Linked DNA regions of Mus musculus: all the other regions are linked to region 3. Evidence: chromatin contacts called from ENCODE Hi-C or POLR2A ChIA-PET data. All regions are on one chromosome and are shown on one strand. Each heading gives the region's core, a stretch centred on a gene start or an enhancer-like site at or near the end of the contact. The rest is flanking DNA. Distances are from core to core; before and after follow the strand shown.

The links. Hi-C counts contacts between places; a loop is a spot of excess contacts on that map. ChIA-PET counts read pairs that join two places held with the same protein, here RNA polymerase II (POLR2A).
Region 1: a map of adrenal gland shows a loop between it and region 3 (2.0-fold over the local background). The contact joins the promoter of C920021L13Rik here to the promoter of Mtmr11 in region 3. A Hi-C loop is called at or near these places in 1 of 37 maps with a recorded cell type or tissue (adrenal gland). POLR2A ChIA-PET finds 5 or more read pairs at or near these places in 1 of 5 experiments (Patski).
Region 2: a loop to region 3 is called in a map of Patski, with 3 times the contacts of the local background. The contact joins the promoter of Mcl1 here to the promoter of Mtmr11 in region 3. A Hi-C loop is called at or near these places in 1 of 37 maps with a recorded cell type or tissue (Patski). POLR2A ChIA-PET finds 5 or more read pairs at or near these places in 2 of 5 experiments (Patski and embryonic stem cell).

Annotation. Positions count from the first base shown.
Region 1 is chr3:95,870,073-95,872,772 of GRCm38, reverse strand. C920021L13Rik (RIKEN cDNA C920021L13 gene) reads right to left here and starts at 1,251. Exons shown (of 4, transcript NR_040446.1): 1 at 1,088-1,251. Mrps21 (mitochondrial ribosomal protein S21) reads left to right here and starts at 1,259. Exons shown (of 3, transcript NM_001355759.1): 1 at 1,259-1,320; 2 at 2,158-2,279. The coding sequence starts at 2,197.
Region 2 is chr3:95,657,320-95,660,019 of GRCm38, reverse strand. It overlaps Mcl1 (myeloid cell leukemia sequence 1), which reads right to left and starts at 1,299. Exons shown (of 3, transcript NM_008562.3): 1 at 533-1,299; 2 at 12-259. The coding sequence starts at 1,163.
Region 3 is chr3:96,160,537-96,163,236 of GRCm38, reverse strand. Mtmr11 (myotubularin related protein 11) reads right to left here and starts at 1,267. Exons shown (of 17, transcript NM_181409.3): 1 at 979-1,267; 2 at 518-608; 3 at 24-145. The coding sequence starts at 1,044. Otud7b (OTU domain containing 7B) reads right to left here. Exons shown (of 12, transcript NM_001025614.1): 12 at 2,108-2,700.

The DNA.
Region 1 (2,700 bases), core at 2-2,501, 290 kb after region 3:
ATAAACATGGTAGTATTCCAATATTTTTATTTAGACAAAAAGTGCAGACCCCTAGTCTGAGTAACTTGTTCAAAGTCATACGTCTGCTGATGCTTAGAATCTGAAGCTAGAACTCCTTTCTAACGGATTACGTACTGTCCATAGAATTAATTTTGCACTTATTATATGCGACTGGGCCTAAAATTGTGTCTACATACTGTCAGTTGTACAAGAGACACTGGAATAGTATCAGCAGTGCTTAGCAGAGGACAGTCATTCAATTAGGTTTGCTGACAAGCACAAAGGTGTCTAGCTTCAGTTTGGGACTTTGGATTTGGCTTACTACGAGGCAGGCTTAAATTTTGTGTGAATACCTATTAACTGATAATGACCTGGCCAGATGGCCCGGTGGTTAAGAAAATTAATTGCTCTTGCAGAGAACCCAGGTTCTGTTCCCAGTACCCACATGGCAGCTCAGAGCCTCCTATTAACTCCAGTTCCAGGGCCCCAACACCTCTCCAATCCTTCTTGAGCTCCTGCACGCACGCACGCACACGGTGCACATACATACACGCAGGCACACGTACACACACACAAAATAAAAGCAAATCCCTTAAAGAAGTAACAGATGAGGGTGCATCTGTGTGTGTTGTGGGTAGGTTTTTCTGTATATGGATACTTCTAAACCCATGTAAATAACCATATATGGAGATGTGGGGATAACATACACATAGGGTTGTCCAGACGTATGGAAGAAAAAAAAATTCTACTAGATCTTACAAGGCAACAAATGGCAAAGTTGGCATTAAAACAACAATATTTTGATTTAAAATTCTGCAGGCGTTTCCCATTTGTTTCTTTTTGATTCTACTTTATTTAATGAAATGGCTTAGGTAGCTGATGCAATGGGAAACTCACAGTATGTAATTTCTTTTCTTAACTTTTAGGCAGATTAGGGGGTGTGGAGCCATTTTTTTCACCCGGTGAGCAGATCTGTCCTTTTTAAATAGAAAATATTCTCAGGACGCTTCCCATTTCCCATCCAGAAAACGAAATCGCTCAAATCTAGTAAAAGTTTAACAGGATTAGAGCTACGGATCGGGCTGACCTTCTCGCAGACCCGACGACCGCGACTCCTCCATAGGAAGGTGAGGACGCTGTTCCTTTGACTGTCAGGCGGAAAGTCCAGCGCCTGCGCTCAGCACCGAACCTTCGCAAGGTCAGACGGTAAGCGGAGCTGCAGTCGGCTGAGCCCTGCAGCGTAGCTTCCTCCCGTCGCGGGACTCCGTAGCTTCCGCTTCCGGTCCGCAGAGACCCGGAGTCCGAATTCAGAGGCCCCAGGTAGGGAGCTCGAGGGGTGTGGGGGGGTTCACTGAGCTGCAAAGCGAGTATGGCGGGAGGGCAAGATTTCGCGTGGTGCCTAGAGGCGGACGAAGAGTTCTTTCTAACTCTCAGCGGAAACCTATTTTTTGGTTTGCTTTGCTTTGCTTTTTCGAGAGTGTTTTTATGTAGCCCTGGCTGCCCTGAAACTGGCTCTGTAGACGAGGCTGGCCTCGAACTCAAGAGTTCCGCCTGCCTCTGCCTCTCAAGTGCTGGGATAAAAGGCGTGGGCCACCACTGCCCGGCAATTATCTTTTAATTATTTCTTGGTGTGACCGGGGGGTTGGGAGGGGCGAAAGTCAGGACAGCTTGCAGGAGTCTGTCCTCTCTTTCCACCGTAAGGATCCAGGGCTCTAACTCGGGTCATCAGGCTTGGTGGCAAGCGCCTTTACCTGCTAAGCCATATCACTGCGTAGTGAAAGAAATGTTGCTAACAATTTGCTTGTACTTTTTCATTAAAAAAAAAAGTTATTTATATTTTATGTGTGTGAGTGTTTTACTTGCATGTATGTCTGTGCATCACAGAGGTCAGAAGAGGGTGTTGGATTCCCTGGGACTGTATGTGTTGTGAGCCACCCTGTGGGTACTGGGAATCGAACTTGGATCCTCTTAACTACTGAGCCATCTCTCCAGACTTACTTGTACTTACTAAGATATGGAGAATTCCTCCAGCCCAGTTCTGTGGATCTCAAGCTGGTTCTGTTGCTAAATTAAATAAAAACTACCTATGGTAAGTTGTGACTCTGTTGGGCTTTGTTCTCTTACATTGAGTCTCTGGTTTCCATGCTCGATGTCCAGTCTGTAGTCCCGGAAGAATGAAGATTTAAATACGAGGCCATGGCTAAACATCTGAAGTTCATTGCCAGGACAGTGATGGTTCAGGAGGGGAACGTGGAAGGTGCCTACCGGACCCTGAACAGGTAAAATGAGTCGAGTCTTGCCTGGACCAGCCGTGGGAAATGTGAGGTGATCCTGCACCCAGCCTACCACCTCATAAAGCCTACCACTGGTGCCAGCTCTGTGTAGGCTCTGAATACCACCACCTCCACCTCCTCCTTTTTTCCTCCTCCTCCTCCTCTTTCTTCTTCCTCCTCTTCTTCTTTTAAATTTATTTATTGTGCATACAGTGTTCTACCTGCATGTATGCCTGCATATCAGAAGAGGGCACCAGATCTCAGTACAGATGGTTGTGAGTCACCATGTGGTAGCTGGGAATTGAACTCAAGGCCTCTGGAAGAGCAGCCAGTGCTCTTAACTACTGAGTCATCTCTCCAGCCCCTCTGGACACTTCTTATCCCTTCAGTTTATTATCCTAAAAATGAAGTTCTCCAAATTCAGCTC
Region 2 (2,700 bases), core at 50-2,549, 500 kb after region 3:
GACGAACTTACCCAGCCTCTTTGTTTGACAAGCCAGTCCCGTTTCGTCCTTACAAGAACATCTGTGATAGTTTCTGCTAATGGTTCGATGAAGCTTTCTTGGTTTACGCTCTTTAAGTGTTTGGCCACAAAGGCACCGAAAGAAATAAGAGTCACAATCCTGCCCCAGTTTGTTACGCCATCTTTGAAAACATGGACCATTACTCGAGAAAAAGATTTAACATCGCCTTCGTTTTTAATGTCCAGTTTCCGGAGCATGCCTGAGAAGAAAAGCAAGAAACCTCATGGCCTCCTTTGTCTGCAGCGGGGCACTACCCTTCTGCCCACCCACGACGAGGGGACCGTGCTCTCCCGGCTCTAGAGCAGTCAGGCAGACCCCACGCCGACAGTGACATCCCACCCTTTCCGGTCTTTGAACCCAACAGCCAGATGGGCGGAAACAATGACTCACAGCCAGAAAATTCTGGTTGCAGAGCCAGGCTCCGGCTCTTCCCTCTTCCCGCACGGCCCGGCCCGGCCCGGGCGCCGCTTACCCTGGAAGGCCGTCTCGTGGTTGCGCTGCACGCCGTCGCCCACGCGCCGCAGGGTCTCCAGCGCTCTCCGGCCCGCCGCGCCCGCCTCGCCCAGAGGCTTCGAGTCCTTGGAGCCGGTCGCCTGCTCCCGCAAGTAGCGCGAGATGATCTCCAGCGACTGGCGGTATAGGTCGTCCTCTTCCTCCTCGGGCGGCGGCGGCGTGGAGGGCAGAGAGCCGTCGGCCCCGGAGCTCTTGGCCGCCTCGCTCACGCGCTCCAGGAGGGGCAGCACGGCCGGGCGCTTGCCGATGGCCTCCGGCTCGCAGCCGTCCAGTTCCTCCTCCGGAGACACGATGGCGGCGGCGGCCGACGCGGCCATCTCCTCGGGCGGCACGGCGAGGAGGCCGGGCGACTTATGCAGCCGCCTTTCGGCCGACGCGGTGACGTCGGGGTCCTCGGCGCCCACGGGCGGCGGCCGGGCGACCACCCGCGCGCCGGGCAGCAGGGCGGCCTCCCCTCCCCCCTCGCGCCGCGCCTTGGCCTCCTCGGCCACCAGGCGCGCCCCTGCCGGAGAACCGCCGCCCGCGCCGAGGCTGGCGCCGCCGCAGTACAGGTTCAAGCCGATGACCGCGTTTCTCCGCAGGCCAAACATGGTCGGACGCCGCAGGCTGAGGGGAAGGAGCGGGGAAGGCCGCGACTCCAGACCGGAGGCAGGCGGAAGTCAGGAGTGAGGAAGGCCGTTCCCTGCCGCCGCCTTAGGGCCGTGCTGACGCAGGCGAGGACTTCCCGTAAAAGGGGAAAGGGGCGGGCGTTTCCGGAGGGCTGGCCCGGCCACTCCGCGCCTCTTCCGGCCGGAGCGCTCTCGCGGCTTCCGCGGCTACGGTTGGCGGAGCGCGGTACCTGGCCTTGGCTCGCGGACGGATTGTGCTTTTTTGTCCGGTACAACTCTCAGCCCGGCTGGCCAAGTGCTTGGCTTCCCGGGGAATGGTTCCTGCTCGGGAACGCCTGCTGATCTGTGTCGGTTTTTGAATTTCAAGCTGCCCTGGAACTCTGCATAGCCCAGGCTGGTCCTAACGTTAGGCAGTCCTGCCTTAGCCTTTCTCGTTGCACTACCTGCTGTGTTTTTATAACATACCAGTCTTAAACACTTTTTTGTTTGTGTGTATTTGTGGTTGTGTGCCTGCCTCCAGGTGGGTGCTGGGAGTTAAACCCTGGAAGAGCAAACCAGGGAGGGCATCTCCAGTCTCATACACAAAGGAATATTAACCATTGATTTGCTTAAAAGTTAGGGGGAGTCCTGCTCTGTCATTTTTCTACTGTGAGCCCTCACTCCCTGTGTTCCAAAATGACTTTCCGTTCCGGTTTTTTTTGTTTTTTGTTTTTTGTTTTTGTTTTTTTGTTTTTCGAGACAGGGTTTCTCTGTGTAGCCCTGGCTGCACTGGAACTCACTCTGTAGATCAGGCTGGCCTCAAACTCAGAAATCCTCCTGCCTCTGCCTCCCGAGTGCTGGAATTAAAGGCGTGCCCCACACTGCCTGGCCAAAATGACTTTTCATGGACAGCTATTAAGGGGTTATTTATGTGGAGCCTGTGAAAGATTCAACTGGTGAAAGGCTCCTGAAACCCAGCCCTAAAGACCTGAGTTCAATACACAGAACCCACCTAACAATGAAGGAGTGAGACCACTTTCCAGAGTTGACCTCTGGCTGCCAGAAGAGCCTAGCTCCCTACCCTATCCCCAAACAGTAAAAGTCTAAAATATGAGCCATTTATGGTGGCTAGGCCTATAGCTCAATTGGCAGAAGAGCTTGCCCAGGCCTGGGGAGGCAGAGGCAAGAGACTCAATTTAAAACTCATTTTTGGCTACATGATGAGCCTGCTGTCTAAAATGAACAAAGGATGGTTACGGGAGTAACTCAGTTGGTAGAGAATTTGCCTACCCTTGTAGAAGTCCTGGGTTGATCCCCAGCACCATATAAAACGGTGAAGATCTTTGGTGGACTGGTTAGACTTAATATCAACTTGACACAAGCTGGAATTCCATGGACTGGCGGTCCTGGGTTCTGTAAGAAAACAGGCTGAGCAAGCCATGGGAAACAAGCCAGTTAGCAGCTCCTGCCCATGGCCTCTGCCTCTAGGTTCCTGCCCCGTTTGAGTTCCTGTCCTGATGTCCTTCAGTGATGAACAGTA
Region 3 (2,700 bases), core at 18-2,517:
TTCTATTACACTAATCACCTCACCTGCTTTCGCTGCCATCCACAAGGCTGGAAGGTTACCCTAAAGTTAGTGCAGATCAGAGTTCCAGGCAGGTCTAGTCCTGGCCCTTTCCTTCGTCCTGGTGCCCATGCTAGGATATGCTCCCCTAAAAGGGAGAAAGAGAAGCAAAGGTCTAACTATCCCCAATGCTGCCCCACACTTCTATGTGGCTACTCGTCTATCCTTAGATGTAAAATTGAAGGAAAAGAATAGACTTTTTTTTTTAACTTCTAAAACCCTGCATAGAACGTGGCACATATACACTCACTGGTCTTTGGATAGTTAATAAGAAAAGTGGTAGCCGGGGTGAGAAAGCAGAATGAACAATGTCCAGGCCTTCCACAAGCTCTGAGGAAGGAGGCAGGAGAATGAGTCTCAGAAACACTTCGAGGAAAGGAATAGGGAGTATCTTTGGTGAAAACAAAAAAGGATGGGGTAGGAAGACTTTTAAAGGAATCTAGAGAGGTCATTTTATTACCTGGGAGACAACCAGAGGCCAGGCAGCTGCCAAGCTGATGACTGCTGGGCTCCGGCATCCTGTTCCCTGGGTTAGACTTCGGTCCAGAGAGCTGAGCAGGGGAGAGAGTTAATCTGGGACCCCCTAAACTCAGAATCTGGGATTTCTCCAGTAGCTGCCTTTGGAGACCCGCATTGAGTTCATTTGTTCGGGTTCTTCCCCCCCCCCCCCCCCCCCTTCTCTGCTCTGCTCTCCTCTCCTCTCAGGGAAATTGAGATCACTGACTGCGGCTGGCAGACAAGACAAGGAGGGGCTGGTTAATGGATAATGAGACAACTCGAGACTGAAAAAGGCAGACGAGCTCCATAACAGTTGATAAAACAGATACACCCTCCTCCTCTGAATCCTTTCCTTCCCCTTTAATTTCCACAGCATCCCATTCACACTCTCTTGTTAGCTACCCTCCCATTCCTTTTCCTTACCCCCATCTCTGGCTCCTCCTTCTGGGGGGCAATGTTGAAACTCTGGCCCCGGCCCCCCCACCACATTTCCCTGGCTCCATCCGGGAGTAGAGCAGCTAAGGGTGGGAGTCCTCAAAGATGCTGGCTCTTTTTGGGGAGAGGCTAAATCCTAGAGGTGGGGAGAAAGAGGCTGGGGAGGACGCAGCGGTAGCGGCATTTCGGATACCAGGAGCACAGTTCCAGGGGTCTTATTTGAAAGGTGTGTCCTGCCCAGACAGGGGAGGCTCTTTGGAAACTTCGGTGACTCTAAGAGAACAGGCAAGATGCCCAGCCCCTTAAAGGAGAATACGCAATTTTTTTTTTCAAAGTAGAAAGGAAATGGAGGAGCTTAAGAAAGATGGGAGGAATGGGGGAACTGGGGATACCCAGATTCCCTTAACCCACATCCACATTTTAGTCTCTTTCTGTTCGTGAATATTAGTGGGTGTGACGAGGGGAGCAGTAGTTAAATGAAAACATTTTGGGCTAGCTCTCTATACTTTTTCAATGAGAGATGAAACACTAGGAAACTCAGTTATTTTGGTTTCGTTTATTCATGGGTTTTGTGATTTTGTTCATTTTCAGCCTCCTCTGACAACCTAACGGGTTGAGAAGGGGACATAAAGGGAACTGAACCTTGTGTCCTTTTCTGGAGAGCGTGACAGGCCCAGGGGCAGAATGGAGTGGACGGAAATTGGTGTGTCTGGGATGCAGACACAGCACAGGTATTTTGGTGTGCAAATCTCGGCAGTGGGGCGGGAGCTAGAAAACCCAGAAAAAGATCGTGGTATATCTAAACCAGCCTTTGCGCCCGGCGAGCGCACCTCCCCACTCCCGCAGCCACCTATTCCTATGGAAAGCCCAGCCCCAGGTACATGACTCCGCCCCTCCAACCCAGTCACCAGATCTCCTAATGAATGATTCATGTTCTGGACTTTGAAAGCTAAGGACTGGAAAACTCTTTTCAGCTCCAGGATCACATTTCCCCCTCCTTCCCTGCTGAATTTAAAAAGCAAAGATGGGGCTGTAGGGCACTGAACAGAGATGCTAAGGAGGGCAGCTTGAGGGCAGCATGTTTCAACACGGAGAAGACAGGAAATGAAATACAAAATAGGTGTTAATGAGCTGCTGTTTTATTGTTTTTGAGTCTGTACAGAGGCAGCAATCCTTAGGTGGGGGCCGTGACATTCAACACTCCCTTCCCCACAGCACACATCCTTCCAGCCTCAGCTTCCAAAGTTCTCTTTGTTGGCTGCAACTGTGGAAATAGTGAACTAGCATGAGCAGAGACTGGAACAAACAGGTATGTACTTGCTAGCAAGCTGGTCTAGACGCCTGATTGTAGAAGTCCTAAAGACTGCTGGTCACCACCACCCCACCACACACCTCAATGCTTCTGGAATAAAGTATGTAGTAAGGAACAGCTTAGGAACAGGTGTGCCAAAATCCCATGACCTACTTTTCTTCTCCCCACCACTTTCCTCCGAAAGCCTCATTCTGTTCTTTAATATCTTGAGGTATGGGAACAGCAGAATATAGAGGGAATGGTCAGGACGGAGAGAAGTGATGTGATCATCGCCTAACCAGAAGCACAAAGGGGCTGCAGTTGAGGATTAGGTTAACAGGAAGACTCTCACCACCTGCAGCACAAATGCAGATAGATGTCCACTGGATGGAAAGGGGATAGAGAGGCAAGGAGCTGTG